2 separate regions of the Homo sapiens genome follow, and region 2 is linked to region 1. A link is a loop called in an ENCODE intact Hi-C map of the cell type or tissue named here. Cell type or tissue: endothelial cell of umbilical vein. All regions are shown on one strand.

Evidence for each region. Peaks named below come from ENCODE experiments on the same cell type or tissue, not always from the same donor. Only the 100,000 strongest peaks of a DNase experiment are listed, where the experiment ranks them.
Region 2: it touches region 1 in a loop (6-fold over the local background); 3 of 110 quality-filtered maps call a loop at or near these places.

What each region holds. Positions count from the first base shown.
Region 1 is chr6:130,599,162-130,607,161 of GRCh38, forward strand. No RefSeq gene overlaps it. Among named protein-coding and RNA genes, the nearest start is that of SMLR1, 220 kb to the right of the region's middle. RefSeq lists an enhancer at 2,799-3,998. In endothelial cell of umbilical vein, no CTCF peak of the experiment used is centred here; DNase peaks (open chromatin) are centred at 2,130 and 3,310; H3K27ac peaks cover 2,891 bases.
Region 2 is chr6:130,676,407-130,684,406 of GRCh38, forward strand. No RefSeq gene overlaps it. Among named protein-coding and RNA genes, the nearest start is that of SMLR1, 150 kb to the right of the region's middle. In endothelial cell of umbilical vein, no CTCF peak of the experiment used is centred here; DNase peaks (open chromatin) are centred at 4,815 and 7,555; H3K27ac peaks cover 1,290 bases.

The sequences.
Region 1 (8,000 bases):
TTGAGCAGCAGCTATTCCTTATGAAAATGTCCTTTAATCTAGTTGGTTGTTATGTCCTATCTGCCGAGATGCACCACCCAATACCACAGTTTTGCTGTGGGATCTATGTAATCAGTCCTCCTGGTTGTCAAAGCATCATCTCTTGAGATTTATTCCAGTAATCTAAGAAGAAACATGAAAGTCCTGTTTGTAGCACATAATTGAATATTTTAAAGTTCCTTTTGGATTTCCTTTTCATATTTGCTTGCTGATTAACTGAAATCCATTTTCAGGTCATAAATACAAAACTAAGAGCAAAAATCAGAGAGAGTAAGGAAAAGGTGTCTACTGTGAATCCATAGAAGTGTTGATTACATATATACCTTATAAAACAAGGAAACTCAATTTTTACCTTGTACATGGTTTCAATTTATTGTTGTCTACAAAAATCTCCAACCCCTGATTTTGGTCAATAATGTAAATTTATTTCATGTTCTTTAATTACTAAATATTTCAGGTCTACAATGTATATGTAGATATATAATACTTGAGAGAGAGAAGAGAACTATTAGTTATAATAAATGTCATTACTTTGTGTTTTCTTCTCAGTGATTCAACATCAGTGGTTATCAAAGTGTGGTCCCTGAACCCAAAATAGTATCACCAGCAACTTTGTTAGAAATACAAATTGTGGGCCCAGGCCCAAACTTACAGAACCAGAAACTCGGGGGGTAGGGCCCAGCATTCTGTTTAACAACAAATTCTGATTCTGATGAATGCTTCAGCTTAAGAGCCACCATTCTACACCTTGCAGATGACTTCCAAATCGACATCTGTTTCCAAATGCCTAATGAACACAGACTTAGAGATATAGCACAATCCAAATATCTCAAAATTCAAGTTTGTCATCTCCTTGATAAAACCAGTTTCCCTTCCCTGTACTCCCTAATACTCCCTAATACTACCTGTACTCCTTAGCTAATCAGAGCTGTCTAATTACCAAGTGTGTTAGTTTTCTATTGATTGTTGCATTAAAAATTCCCCAAACTCAGCTCACATAGTTTCTGAGAGTTGGAATTCTGCGAACAGCTTAGCTGAGTGGTTCAGGCTCAGGATCTCCTGTGAGGTTGTGGTGGTCAAGATGTCAGCTGGGGCCGGGTGCGGTGGCTCACACCTGTAATCCCAGCATTTTGGGAGGCCAAGGTGGGCAGATCACGAGGTCAGGAGATCAAGACCACGGTGAAACCCCATCTCTACTAAAAATACAAAAAAAAAAAAATTAGCCCGGTGCAGTGGCGGGCACCTGTAGTCCCAGCTACTCGGGAGGCTGAGGCAGGAGAATGGCATGAACCCGGGAGGTGGAGCTTGCAGTGAGCTGAGATCGCCCCACTGCACTCCAGCCTGGGTGACAGAGCGAGGCTCCGTCTCAAAAAAAAAAAAAAAAGAGAGAAAAGAAAAGAAAAAAAGATGTCAGCTGGGGCCATAGTTATATAAAGACTTCTTTGGGCTAGAGAAATGACTTTCAAGCTCACTCACATGGGTATTGTCAAGAGGCCCCAGTTCCTTACCACGTGTGCCTACCATAGGGCTAATTACTAGAAGGCAGCCACTTCCCCCAAGCAAATATTCAAGAATAAGCAACCAAGGAAAAAGGGCACACTGATTTTATAACCTAATATCAAAAACCACACACCATCACTTCTGCCATTATTGGTCAATGAGGCCAATCCTGGTACAATGTGGGAGGGGATGACATGAGCATGAGACTACCAGGAGGTGGGGATCATTGGGAGTCATCTTGGAAGCGTTAACCGTGCCCAGACAAGTATTACCAGGAGATTTCCAACTCTCTTACTCTCACTGTTATATACAACCCATAGCCAAGACTCATCAATTATTCAGTATCTCCCATGCCTGTCCCCTTCATTGTAGTACTTTTCCTGACTCACTCTTCTATCTCACTATCTTGCCTCCAATCTCTATACTATTCCAACATTCCTTCTCACAGCTGGGTAACATTCCTAAAATACAAGCCAGATTTGCCACAACAGACCTTCAAAACCTCTCTTGCTTCCTATCAAGTAAGTGATTCTTACTTAGAATGGCATTTACAGCTTCCTCTGACCTAAGTATAATCTGTCTTCCCAGGACCATTTCCTGCTATAACTCTTCATTCTTCTCTCTCCAGGCCAATGATTGGATATCTTCCCCAACTCTTTGTTTCTAGCAAAGCTCTTTTGATATTCTATTTATCCAGAACAACCTCTTTCTACTCCAAAGCCAAGATCAGATGCTGTCTTTACTGATATTCCAGTCAGAATGAATTATTATCATCCACGGCATGTTATACCTCCAATACAGAATTAGTTGCAGCTGTAGTTAGTTGTTTAAGAGTCCCTATTTCACCTACAGATTTTAATCTCCCCAGGGTTAGGGGTTTTCAGTTATCTTTATTATCAATACAATATTAGGGTTTGTTGAATTAAAATATATAATTTCAATAGGCCCTTTCATGTGAGAGATGATTCATACTATTCTCAACAATGCAAAGGAAAGGTATTTAAGTTTGAAATAATCATGACTATTCCCCTAAAGAGTAGCCCTTCCTACAAAGTTTCTAGTTGGAAAAGTAGCCTACAATATCCAGGCTATATTTTCATTTGAAAGACTTTTCCTACAGACAGATGGGACAGTCTCCTTTTACAATGGAACCTAGAAATGTGCATGGAGATGGAAGTGGTGAAGGCTCGTAAGTGTGGCTTATAAACGTGTTAAAATCTAGGGTGATGGGAGCCCCTAAAGGGTTTTTACAAGGGAAGTACCTGATCAGATTTTTATTTGGAGGAATTGCCTCTGAGGGAATTACAGGCTACCTGTCTGAATTGGACGGGGACAGAAGTCAAACCAACGGGTGATGGTGGTACGCTTGTCTACAGTGAAGGCAGAAAAGATGGAAAGAAGAGAGTTGCTCAGGGGGTAGAACTGGCCAGACATGATGATTGATTGTGAGGGAGAGAGCTGAAGGTCTGGAATGATGCCCCGGTGAGGGTTTTGTGCCTGTGAATCTGGACCTAGGATCAGGACTCAGTGGGGAAAAACACCTTAGAGCATGAACTTTGCACAACATGGTACCAGCATCATTGTCATGTATGGAAGACAGCCCATTCTGGAGAGAGGCCACAGGAGCTATCAGGAAATTACGCTGACCTTTTTTCACAAATGAATAGGCTCAAAATTAGATTCTTACACCGACTGACTAAAGGGAAAGCTATTAAACTGTCAGACAAGAGCTCTCCCTGGTTTTTATGAGTTACCATGATTCATCGTTCCAGGGGAAGGAGCTGAGCAAGAATCATTTCCGTGGCTTCTCAGGAGTTCCTGAAAGATCACACGCTACAGCATGAAAGCGGAAAGACTGATTCATAATGATAGCACCAAATATCAAATCAAACATCTAAATACAAAGTGTGCATGCTTGATATGTGATTATCAGGCATGTGATGAGGTTTTACTAAATCAACTTGATTGTTCTGGTTAGTATTATGAACGCCCTTTCATCTGAGGGTAGGGATGATAGAGATACAGAAGATAGCCACATATAACACAAAATCTTTCTAACTAAACATAGTTGACACCAATTATGACAGTCTCACATATAACATGCTTCACGTGATTAAGGGTTCTTATATTACATGGTACATTTGAGTACTGGTGGGGAAATGGCCAATAAAATACAGCATATCTTCCAGGGAGTTTTTTAAACATTTGCATTTGGATACCCTGAGAGGAAGCAAGTATCTTTCAGCCCACAGCCACAGATATGCTTAATTCTCTCACCGATAGTATTGCCTGGCTTCTGAGTTGGGAAATCTGAAGGAGAACAACCAAGAATGCTGAAATGGGGCAGGGCGCGGTGGCTCACGACTATAATCCCAGCACTTTGGAGGCCGAGCCAGGCAGATTACCTGAGGTCAACATGGTGAAACCCTGTCTCTACTAAAAATACAAAAATTAGCCAGGCATGGTGTCACACACCTGTAATCCCAGCTACTCGGCAGGCTGAGGCAGGAGAATTGCTTGAACCTGGGAGGCAGAGGTTGCAGTGAGACGAGATTGCGCCATTGCACTCCAGCCTGGGGGAAAAGAGCGAGACTCCGTCTCAAAAACAAAAAACAGAAGCAAAAAGAGTGCTAAAATGGGTATCCTTGAGAACAATTAATACAAGTCACTGAGCTAATTTGAAAGGAGACAGAAACACAGGAGGGTCGCCCTGCAGCTTAGAGTATCTCCCTGCCCAGGATATGCATCATCCCTCTGAAGCCATGCTGGCCCTAACCCTTATTATTCCCCTTAATAGCTCTTAAGGTACAATCCCTAAAAAGTCTTAGGAGGCCAGGCCCTGTGTGTGTGGATCCTGCTCCCACTTCCAGATTCTTGTCCCATCACTCACTTACCTTTCAGCAATCTGACCTCCATCCCCACAGAGCATCGCAGGTCATCGCAGCAGAGCCCTGTGTGGCATCCCACCCAGCTCCCCTTTCAAGCCCAAGGCACTCATTTCCCCCAGCTGCTAGGAATTTAAGCTGCTTAGCTCACACCTGAGTCCCACTTTGGGAATTGCCCTCACCTGGTTCTCCTAAGGTCATGCCCCCACCTCGGGACAGAAGATTGGTCCATAAGTAGCCTCAGAGGCCTGAATTTTAGGCAGCTCCAAAGGACACTCCAACTCCAGAGCCTCCTCCTTTCCTTACAGGTGTTATTCGTGAAAGCACACCCGATAAACACCTGGCCACAAATCTCTGTTTCAGAGTCTGTTTCCAGGGAGCCCACACCAGGACACAAGCCCTCCTCATGCCTGCCCCAAAGCCTTTGTTTCTGTTCTTCCCTCTGTCTGAAACATTCTTCAGCCATCCTCCTTTCCCTCTTTCCCCAAGTGTCTCACCTACTCCTCTTTCTTAGTTCTGGGGTCACTTTTCCAAGAATGTCTTTCCTGAAAGTCCAGTCTAATTCAGGTCCCACTGTTCTATGCTTTCGTGGAAACCAGTTCCCTTTCTTTATAGGGCTTCCATTTGCAATTATGCAGACATTAATTTGCATGTCTGCCTTACCTACTCCAGTAAACTCCATGAGAGAAGGAGCTCTGTTCCTTCTCACATTGGTGTTCCAGCATACAGCAATGAATCTGGCTCAAGTTTGGAATTCAACGAATAGACATTAAATTGTCTGGTGGATTAATTGATTGATTGGTGGAGTGAATGGCCTCTGCCATCAAAGTCCTTTCTTTTTCTGATTCATCTTCCTGATAACAGGGAGCCCCATTTTCTGGTGACCATTCCTCACTGTGAGGTTTTTAAAGTGCAACCATGTGATAAGCTGTAATTATTGTCTTTACCAAGATCATCTTAAGCATTGTATGTTTCATCTGTCAAATGCTAATCATCTAAGAATGTTGAGGCTGAAAACAAGAGAAATGTATGCATCCTCAGCACTGTACTTTCATGGTAGGAATTCCAAATAGCTAATGGACAATAACAATAAAATAGCTCAGTATTAAAATCAGGATCACTACTTCACCAAAGTCTTTTAAAGTGTTTGTAGTAAAGTTGTGGGAGATTGAGCTCTAAAATGCAGAGGAAAAGAGCTCTTTTTACTTCTACTTTCAGAGACTTTTGTTCTAGAAATTATTTTTAGTGTCGGTAAATTATGCTAATTAAGACAACTAAACTAAAAAAGTATATTTAGAACCAAGAGAACATATTTTACTAATGGTTTATGATTTCCCAAGCAGATTTAAAATTAGATTTATGTTATTTTAAGATATTTTTGTTTATCCAGCCAAATGTCACCCTAAAGGTCAAGCTGGCCAGAGAAAAGGGAGAAATTACTCTCCAACCAGCATTTTCTAAGCACATTCACTGAGCAAGGAATTCAAAGCCAAGGTCATTGGTGTCAGGAGAGATATAGTCTCGGAGGTTGCTGAATGATTCTAAAATCTTGTTAAGGACTCTGAAAAAGAGAAGAGAAAAGCCAGATCTTGACAGGCCGGAGCTTGCCTGGTGCTGTCAGTACTGTCCTGGCACTCAGAGCTAGGTTGTGGTGCTGTCCTGCTGAACACAATTTCACAGAACACCCACATCAGTCAAGTCCCCTGTATGACTTTGATAGATCATGACAAAATCAAGACACTTCCAAAAGATGTCTGAACTTGTACAAAAACAAGAACATTGTCCAAACCCCCCAAAATATTAAACATCCCCTACCCTAGCTGATATGAAAGCTGCTTCTTTACCAATTACAGCTTTAGCCTCACTTCATTCCTCCTGCCATATAGATAAGATTTATAAAAGATACCCAGTCATAGAATTGCTTCCCAACAGCATCCAATCTGGAGCAAAACCTACTTCCTTGAATCTTCTCAAAAATTGTCTAACACAAGCCCAGATCATGTGGGTCCTTTCTACCACGTTCTTATTGAGTCACCCCACAGCTCTCCATGGTATATGGTCTTCCTCATTGGAACAAGTCAATAAACTCCATTTGGTTTAGCTATGGTTGTACTGCAGGTGGTCTTTCATTGGGGGCCATAGACAACTCTCAACAGAGAAAGAAGTAACATTTAGAGAAGATATGGTTACAGTCAAATTGCCTTTATTAAATATTTAAACTTGAAATATACACACTTATTTCCACACCTTCACTCTAAAGCCAAACCAATAATTTCATAGTGTAGTAAACATTTGGGGCAAAACAAATTATGAATCAAGTCCTTCCTGTATCTCAGATAGGAAACGATAAATGATGGAAAGTCAGGAAATATAATAAATAGGGAAACAAAAGGACTATAACCTTTTAAGTAGCAATTGTCAAGACCATTAAGTAGAGTCGAGTCCTGGTGAAGCACAGTTGTCATGGGGAATAGGAGAAGAGTGGCCTCCGAGGAACAAGGTGAGCCCTGAGTATTAGGGCCAAAGCTCAGGCATAGAACTATGCAGGCGATATGGTTTTGCAAGGCCACAGGCATCGTGCTTTCCTGCATATGCCTTTACCTAAACAGTCTGTTTTCTTCTCTATTGTAGAATATGTTATTCACTTACTTAAATTTCATCTGATTTAGTTCAATGGTATATGCGGACTTTTTTTTTGGTCTTTACATATCTATAAAGGCACTGTTATCCAAGTCTCAGGTTTAAGTCTTAAGTTTTACCCAAAAAGGTTTAGAATAATCTAAGGAAAGTATTCCTCTGTGATATATTTTTAAGCAAACAGACAGAGGGAAATCTGATTTATCCAATAATTAAAGGAATAATACTAAGTCTATGTATCTTTTTTATAATGGTATACTTAATCTGAGAACATCAGAGCATTATAACAAAGACATTCCATGCTACAGTCAGAGAAACTCACAGTCTAAGAGGTGCCAACCCTAACTAAACAGGCACAGTGAGGATAGTGTTGCTCCAACTGATAGTTCCAAGTAGTAGCTTCTTGTTTTTTAAGTTTATTTTAATTTTGATTTTTTACAAATGTCAAGTAAAATGTTACATAAAAACATGTATTGGGCCAGGCGCAGTGGCTCATACCTGTAATCCCAGCACGTTGGGAGGCGAAGACGGGCAGATCACAAGGTCAGGAGATCGAGACCATCCTGGCCAACGTGGTGAAACCCCATCTCTACTGAAAAAATACAAAAAAATTAGCTGGGTGTGGTGGCGCATGCCTGTAGTCCCAGCTACTTGGGAGGCTGAAGCAGGGAAATTGCTTAAACCTGGAAGGCAGAGGTTGCAGTGAGCCAAGAATGTGCCACTATGCTCCAGCCTGGCAATAGAACAAGACTCAGTCAAAAAAAAAAAAAAAAAAAAAGCATTAACAGGCAATATAGTGTGAAGATTAAGAACATAGACTACATTTAAACAGACTTGGGTTTTCAGCCTGACTCTGTTGCTTTCACAGAACATGACTGCTGTGATTTGGATGTGTCTCCCAAAGTTTATGTGTTGGAAAAGTCCTCTGTACAACAGTGT
Region 2 (8,000 bases), 77 kb after region 1:
CCAGAAAATCTTTGAGCTGCTCTTGCCCACCCTGCTGCCCACACTGTTTTCCAGGAAGGCCACATGCCTTCACTTTCTTTGATCTGGTCATTTTCCTCTTCTGTTTTTATGTCCCAAGTTGAAGTAAGACAGCAGCTCTGCCAGTCATGCATTTTTTGTGGCTCATGTGCTTTTTGTTGTTGTTTTGCTCCTTTTAAATAGCTCTACTCTTCTAAGGATTCTAGCAGTTATCCAAAGAGTTCCAGACTTCAAAACAATTCAGCAACACAACACAGTGTTCTTAAACAAAGGGGTTGATTGCCTTTTAGTTCAGTGTCAGTGGGTAAACTCCTTGAGATTCTTCATTATTGTGGACTGAACTGTGTCTCCCCAAAAATCATTGAAGTCTCAACTCTCAAGATGACTATATTTGGAGATAGGGCCTTAAAGGAGGTAATTAAGATTAAATGAGGTCATGAGAGTGGAACCATAAATATAGTAAGATTAGTGTCCTTATAAGAAAAGGATGAGACACAAAGAGCACATGTACACAAAGGAAAGTCCACATGAGGACACAGTGAGAAGGTGACTGTTTGCAATCCAAAGAGGGAGGGCTTACCAAAAACCAACCCTGCAGCACCTTGTTCTTGGACTTATAGACGCCAGAACTGTGAGAAAATAAATTTCTGTTGTTTAAGTCACCCCTTGCTGACTATTATCCCCTCTGAAACAAATGTACAAAAAGGAGAGCCAAGAGAACAGGAGGAGTCGTTATAATGGACAGAAAAACTTCACAACATTTCTGGAAAACCGAAGATGGACAAAAACTTACAGATAGATGAAATGACCAAAGAGGTCCACAGCCCAGACATAATTATGAGGAGGCAGCAGTATAGATGACAAGAAATGCCCTGTTGTAACTCCTGCAGGATGGAAGTGAGAAGTTACACTTTCATCCTCCTCCCCAAATCCTGCATCTAAAGCAAAGTCTGTTAGCATTTTCCCCTAAAGACTGAATAAAACATTTGAAGATAATTAAACTTTTTAGCTTAGTGACTCAAAATGAAAACTCTCTCTTTCTAACATGTGAACCTCTGTAGCCTAACAACTGACTTCTTACACATTTACCTGAACACAAATGCTATTAGTCAACACCACACAGAGTTTCTAGACAGAATTCATACTGAGAAGAGAGATTTTGAGGTAGGAAATCTTAAACAAGAGCAGAGAAAACTCAAATATATGCAGTCTTTCTGACTTAAAACAAGTGCATAAGCAATGGTTACCAGGTATTGAACTAGCAGCAGTAAAGAAAATCAATAACATAAATAAAAAATGACACTGGAAGAAATAGAGATAATTCAGGAAAAAGAAGAAAACTTTTAAGAAATATTCAAATGTATATGCTTTTTAAAAGATGAGCCATAAAACATGAACAGGATATTATGAAAAAAGAACAAAACCTTCTTGTATTAGTTATCCATCATTGCATAACAATGCATAACAAATTACCATGAACATGGCAGTTTATAACAATACCTATCTGTTGTGTAACAGTTTCTGCACGTTGGGAGTCTGGCCACAGCTCAATTGAGCCTTCTGTTTAGGGTTTCACAAGGTTGCAGTCAAGGTGTTGACTGGGCCACATATTCATCAGGAGTCTAAACTGGGGAGGCTGAGGCAGGTGGATCACTTGAGTTAGGAGTTTGAGACCAGCCTGGCCAACATGGTGAAACCTTGTCTTTACTAAAAATACAAAAATTTAGCCGGACGTGGTGGCACGTGCCTGTAATCCCAGCTACTCGGGAGGCTAAGGCAGGTGAATTGCTTGAACCCCAGAGGTGGAGGTTGCAGTGAGCCAAGATTGCACCACTGCACTCCAGCCTGGGTTACAGAGTGAGACCAGGCCTCAATACACACACACACATACACACATACATACATACATACATACACACACTGGGGGAGAGTCTACTTTTGGGCTCACTGGGGTTGTTGCAGAATTAATTTCCTTTTGGTTGTAGGACTAAGAGCTCTGACTCTTTGCTGACTTGACTAAGGCCACCTTCCATCCTCTAGAGCCTGTTTTCATCAGTTAGAGGCTGTTCACTGTTACTAAGTCTCTCTACAGTTCCTTCCAAAGAGAGCTTCCCCAACAGTACCACTTACTTCATCAAGCCAGTAAGGAAAGTTTGTAGAGGAAGTCAACCAGCAAGATGAAATATTACATGACATATTATAATCATAGAAGTGGCTTCCTATCTGTTGTTTTGAAGCAAATGACAGCCTGTCCACATTTAGAGGCATGAACATCAGGAGGCAGTATCACGGAGTGATCAACTTAGAGTCTGTCTGCCATACATCTGAAAGATTAAGTTTGGTTAGTTACATTTTAATAACTCAGCAGAAATATCCAATATAATTAGTGAACACAATTTTTTAAACCCCCAGAATATAGAGCTAAAAGATAGTCAGAAAATATGAGAGAAAAGACAAGGGAAATTAAAGAGTTTTGTCCTCTAAAAAATAAAGATGTAGGAACAATAAGGAGTTTACTTTGGGAGAATACAAGAATGAGAGAGAAGGGATGTAGGAAGAGGAAGGGCATGAATAACTTTGGTAGAAATTAAAATGTTTTTTGCTTGGGTCTTTATGTATTTTAAGACCCTGGAGGTTGGCCATTTGCTAATTACGTGACCTTAAAACAAGTTACTATTCCTCTGGGATTCTCAACTCATCTATAAAATAAGGAAAATAAAAACCTCCCATCACATCACTTGTAAAGATGAAAGGAAATAATGCAGCTAAAGCACTCTCATGGTCAATGTTATGTGTCAACTTGTCTGGGATAAGGGATGCCCAGATAGCTGGTAAAACATTATATTTGGGTGTGTCTATGAAGGTATTTTCAGAAGACATTAGCATCTAAATCAACAGACTAAGTAAAGAAGATCACCTTCACCAATATGTGTAGGCATCATCCAATCTGTTGAGTCCTCAAAAAGAACAAAAGTTGGATGAGGGGTGATTTCATTCTCTCTTCTTGAGCTGGTATATTCATCTGCTCCTGCCCTTGGACATCAGAGCTACTGATTCTCAGGCCTTCAGACTTAGATGGGAGTTACACATTGGCTCCCCTGTTTTCCAGGCCTTTGGACTTGGACTGGAAGTACAACGCTGGCTTTCTTTGGACTCCATCTTGCAGACAACAAGTAGTGGGATTTCTCAACCTCCATGATCTCTTGAGCCAATCCCTCATAATTAATCCCCATGTATCTATATAACTAACACATATATATTTATATAGATAGATAAATGCATATCCTACTGGTTCTGTTTTTCTGGAGAACCCTGACTAATACAACTACTTAGCACAGGGCCTGGTACAGAGGTAAACTCAACTAACATTAATACTATGTGTATAGCTTTTACAAATTACTCACTTGATAAACCCTTCAGTAAGTGCCCGAAGATTATTTCCACATCATAACTTTGCATTTTCTCATGTCAGGGTAAGCAGTGCCTTTCCTCCCTAATTTGAGGGATTAAAGTGCAACTCCAGTTCCCAGGAATTGTGGTCCTTAGCCTTGCCACAGACGTGGAACACTTTGTAATATGACTTTTGCCATTGAACAATGATTCAAATGTGCATTTAGAAAACTAAGGCAGTAAGAGCAAAACTGAGTTAAAATATTCAGCCAAAAGGAGACAGAGACATAGATTTAAAAAGAAAGTACATTGCAGCATTTGTTTCACAAGAACAAAGTGATTTATTGAGGGAATAAATCATTAAGGATATTCTTGTTAGCTGTGATTTTAACTTTTAGAATATCTGACATACATTCTTTTGAATGTGAAAGTGCTGATTTCCCTCGTCACTTTCACCATGAGCACCCCTTCATTTTTACTTTCTTGCCAAGTTGATTACTCAGAAAATTGGATGCTTGATGGTAGCCCGGCAGCTCTAATTCTTACTTCTCAGACTAGTCTGAACTTGTAGATATAGGCTGCCTGGAAAATCCTTCATCACAACATATTCTTGAATCGCCTGAAGATGAATTTACAATTCTCATTTTTCACTTTTTTTTTTTTTTTTTTTTTTTTTTTTTTTACAGAGTCTCACTCTGTAGCTCAATGGAGTGCAGGGGCATCTCATCTCACTGCAACCTCCATCTCCCAGGTTCAAGTGATTCTCATGCCTCAAGCCTCTCGAGTAGCTGGGATTATAGGCATGTGCCACCACGCGCAGCTAATTTCTGTATTTTTTTTTTTTTTTAGTAGAAACAGGGTTTTACCATGTTGGCCAGGCTGGTCTCAAACTCCTGGCCTCAAGTGATCCGCCCACCTCAGCCTCCCAAAGCATTTTTCACTTCTTTACATGAGTATTGTACATTTTTAAACTTTATAAAAGTAATACATGGATATCTTTAAATAGTACAAAAAGGAAAAAGTAATCTCCCTTCCCTCTCCTTAAAGGCTGAAACACTGCTAAGAATTTCTGGTGTACCCTGAAAAAAAACTGTATCTGAATGGAATCTTTCGTTACCACAAGATAAATAGTAATGTGACTCCAAATAATTAGAACAGTCTAACGTTCATTAAGATACAAACTAGCATTTTATAGAAATTTTATCTGAAAACTCTAGTGCCATAAGGGGTGGCAGATTTTCCTTTGTGGCTTTTAAGTCCTTTTGTGTACTAGTCCAGCCTGAAACTGAAAATATCTTGATATATGGTCATGGGAAACACTAAACAGGCTCATTTATGGTTAGAAAAATCTGAATAGAACTTCTTGGTAGTTTGGGGAATTCTGGCAATGAAACTTCACTCAAACAGTTTGATGTTAATTGAGAGACCAAAAACCTTAGGGAAATATTTTCCTAAGTCATCCCACACTAAGATATAAATAGCCCGATGGTGAAATAATAACAACAATAACAGGAATAGGTCATAAAGGCATTGAGTCATAAGTGCTGAAATTCATCCCTGTTTTTCTGGGAAGGTTGAGGAACTATTTTGATATTAACTTAATCTGAAATAATTCAGTTATGTTTATTGTAAGTAAAGATAATAAGACCTACTCTATATTATATAGTTATTATAGGATTAAATAAAATATTAAGTTTAAAATTTGTTTCAAAGCCAAAACTCATTTTTTTTAAACATTTGTGGCTTTTTTTTCCATTTTCACAATTGAATTTTTCCCTGAGAAGGAAAAAAAGGTGAAATACCATGAACAGCCTTTTTGTATTAAAGGATAATTCTATCTCAGGAGAGACTGGAAACCAAACAGAACAAAAACACTACAAGTCTAATTTATTTTTACCTAACTTCTAGTTGATAAATGTGTATGCATGCAGGTCAACTGCTTATAAACACTTGATATTTATAATGCTTAGCTGTACTTCTGAAACTCTGCGTCTTATTGCTCATCCATTAGTAGCTGATGATTATGAAAAGAATACAATGGTTTTTAACCAATAATAGTAATTGTTTAATTGCTATTTTTATTAGACAGTAACTGGGCATTTATTCCATCTATTCACATTCAACGTGTTTGACAGAATGGCAAGAACAGGTTGCACCACTACAAATAGAAAAAGGTCATCTAATAAAGCAGTTTTTTAATCTTTAGCTTTGTTAAAATTATGAAATGTCTAAAACAATGATTTCCAATGCTAATGTCTGACAATTTGTCCCTTATATCATGATTAATAAATCAGCACACGTCGTCGTTCAAATTCTGAATCATAAGCTGAACAGAATGCAATAACATCGCAGAATTCTTAACAATTTGCCAAGTTCCCTCCCCTGGCCCTTTCTTCATTTTACAGTGATTTACCGTAAGAACATCTATCAAGTGATGAACAGTGCACCACCAGAAGTACACTTCTGGAATGGGAATATAATAGCATCATTTGAATAGAGGTGCAGTCAATTTTATTTCTTTGTCTCTGGGGAGACAATATAGATATATGAAGTCTGTAAAAAGCACTGTAATTTCAAAGCCTCATGTTAACAAATCAATTCATCATTGCCACCATCTTGTTCAAAAAAAAGAGAGAGAGAACTTCAACAAGCACGTTAACTTTTCTATGCTCTGTACAAAGCAATAACCAGAAATCATCCTGGTAGAGTGTCCCAAATATCCAAGAGGATGATTCTGGTTCATATTCCTCCAGTCTATTCCTTTAAGAAAGTGTTGGCAGGGCGCGGTGGCTCACGCCTGTAATCCCAGCACTTTGGAGAGCCAAGGCGGATGGATCACAAGGTCAGGCGTTGGAGACCAGCCTGGCCAACCTAGTGAAACCCTGTCTCTACTAAAAATACAAAAAATTAGCCGGGCGTGGTGGCGGGTGCCTGTAACCCCAGCTACTCGGGAGGCTGAGGCAGGAGAATCGCTTGAACCTGGGAAGGTGGAGGTTGCAGTACGCCGAGATTGTGCTACTGCACTCCAGCCTGAGCGACAGAACAAGACTCCGTCTCAAACAAACAAACAAAAATGTTAGAGCAGTTGCCGTTTTAGACAATGGAGGAATCTGAAGCAATCAACCAGATAAAATTTGCCAGAATCAAGGAAGCCAAAAGAAAAAATGCAAAATCAAAGTATCCTTGCTTCCTCAAAACTTATTCTTTAAAAATCCCTGAAAAAGTGAGGCAGCTCTGACTTTGAGCCTAGGTAGATGCTGACAGGAGACCTCAAATGTGCCGTTCTCTAGAAAGAGAGCATAGGGAAGGGAGTGCTGAGTGTTGGAATTAGGAGATGAGAGTTTCTGAGCCCTTTCTACACACACACACACACACACACACACACACAATTCCCAACCTCACACCCAAAGTTGGATGTTTTGCAAGGGACAAAGAGGAGCCCCAGTAAGAGAGTTTCCCGCATAGCATATGTGCTGTCTTGTGCCACTAGATCCCTCCCTGCTAACCCAGAAGCAGAAAATCACAGAAGCTAGAGTTTCCCACTAGCTGCCCATCCACAGGCTAAACTAGCTGTCCACCATCAAGTGATGGGAGGGAGAAAACAGAATCCTGGGGGAGAAGTGCAGATAAAACTGGGAGAGCAAAGCGAGATGAAATGCCACAATATTGACCCACACCTCCCTTTCCCCATCAAATGAGCAGCAACTTCAGAGCCTCTTCTAATACATCTCAAGATATTATGAAGTCATAAAAAGGCACATGCTCTTGGCAGAACAAAAAAGTGCCCCTGTCTTTTTCCAGAGACAGTGAAGAGCTGACCCAACAATTGCCAAAGAGGGAAGGTTTGGGTAGTGGAGCCTGTGGATGCACTTTGCTTCTGGGTAGAGCTTCTTCTTTTCCTGATTTCCCTTCCTCTGTAGCTGAGAAAGAATTGCGGAAATACAGCAAGCTTCTCTCTCAGACCCAGGATCCAAATAGGGTCTCCATAGGAAGAAATGGAGGCAAATTTATTATCCTTTTTTTCCTGCAGGGACTTGTGAGTTTCAGATAAACAAGGGAAGGGGTGAGAAAGGGGAAATGTAGTACTTGGGTTCTTTGTCTTTGCAACACTGCTTTATCACAAACAGTAGCCACTGCTTCTTCAAAACAAGAGGCATGGGTGAGAAGCCAAATGTGGAACCATTCATGGAAACGGAGGCCTTATGACCAGAATATTTTATGTGGTAAGGCGTCTAACTTTGTAAGGGCTGAGAAAAAACAACATGGAATAAAATAGAGCCAGAACTAACCAGAGTGAAAGGAAACAGAAGGGCGTATCTGATATTCTTTTTGTAACCTAGCATTAAACTGTAACTATAGAGGATAATTTATCTAGAGATGAAAAACCCCAATGTAAAGGTTGTGTGTGCACACATGCATGTGTGCATCCATGTGTGTTTGTGCATGTGTGTGTGCATGCGTGTTTGTGTGTGTGCATCCATGTGTGTTTGTGCATGTGTGTGCATGTGTTTGTGCACGTGTGTGTGCATCCATGTGTGTGTGCATGCATGTTTGTGCATGTATATGTGCATCCATGTGTGTGCATGTGTGTG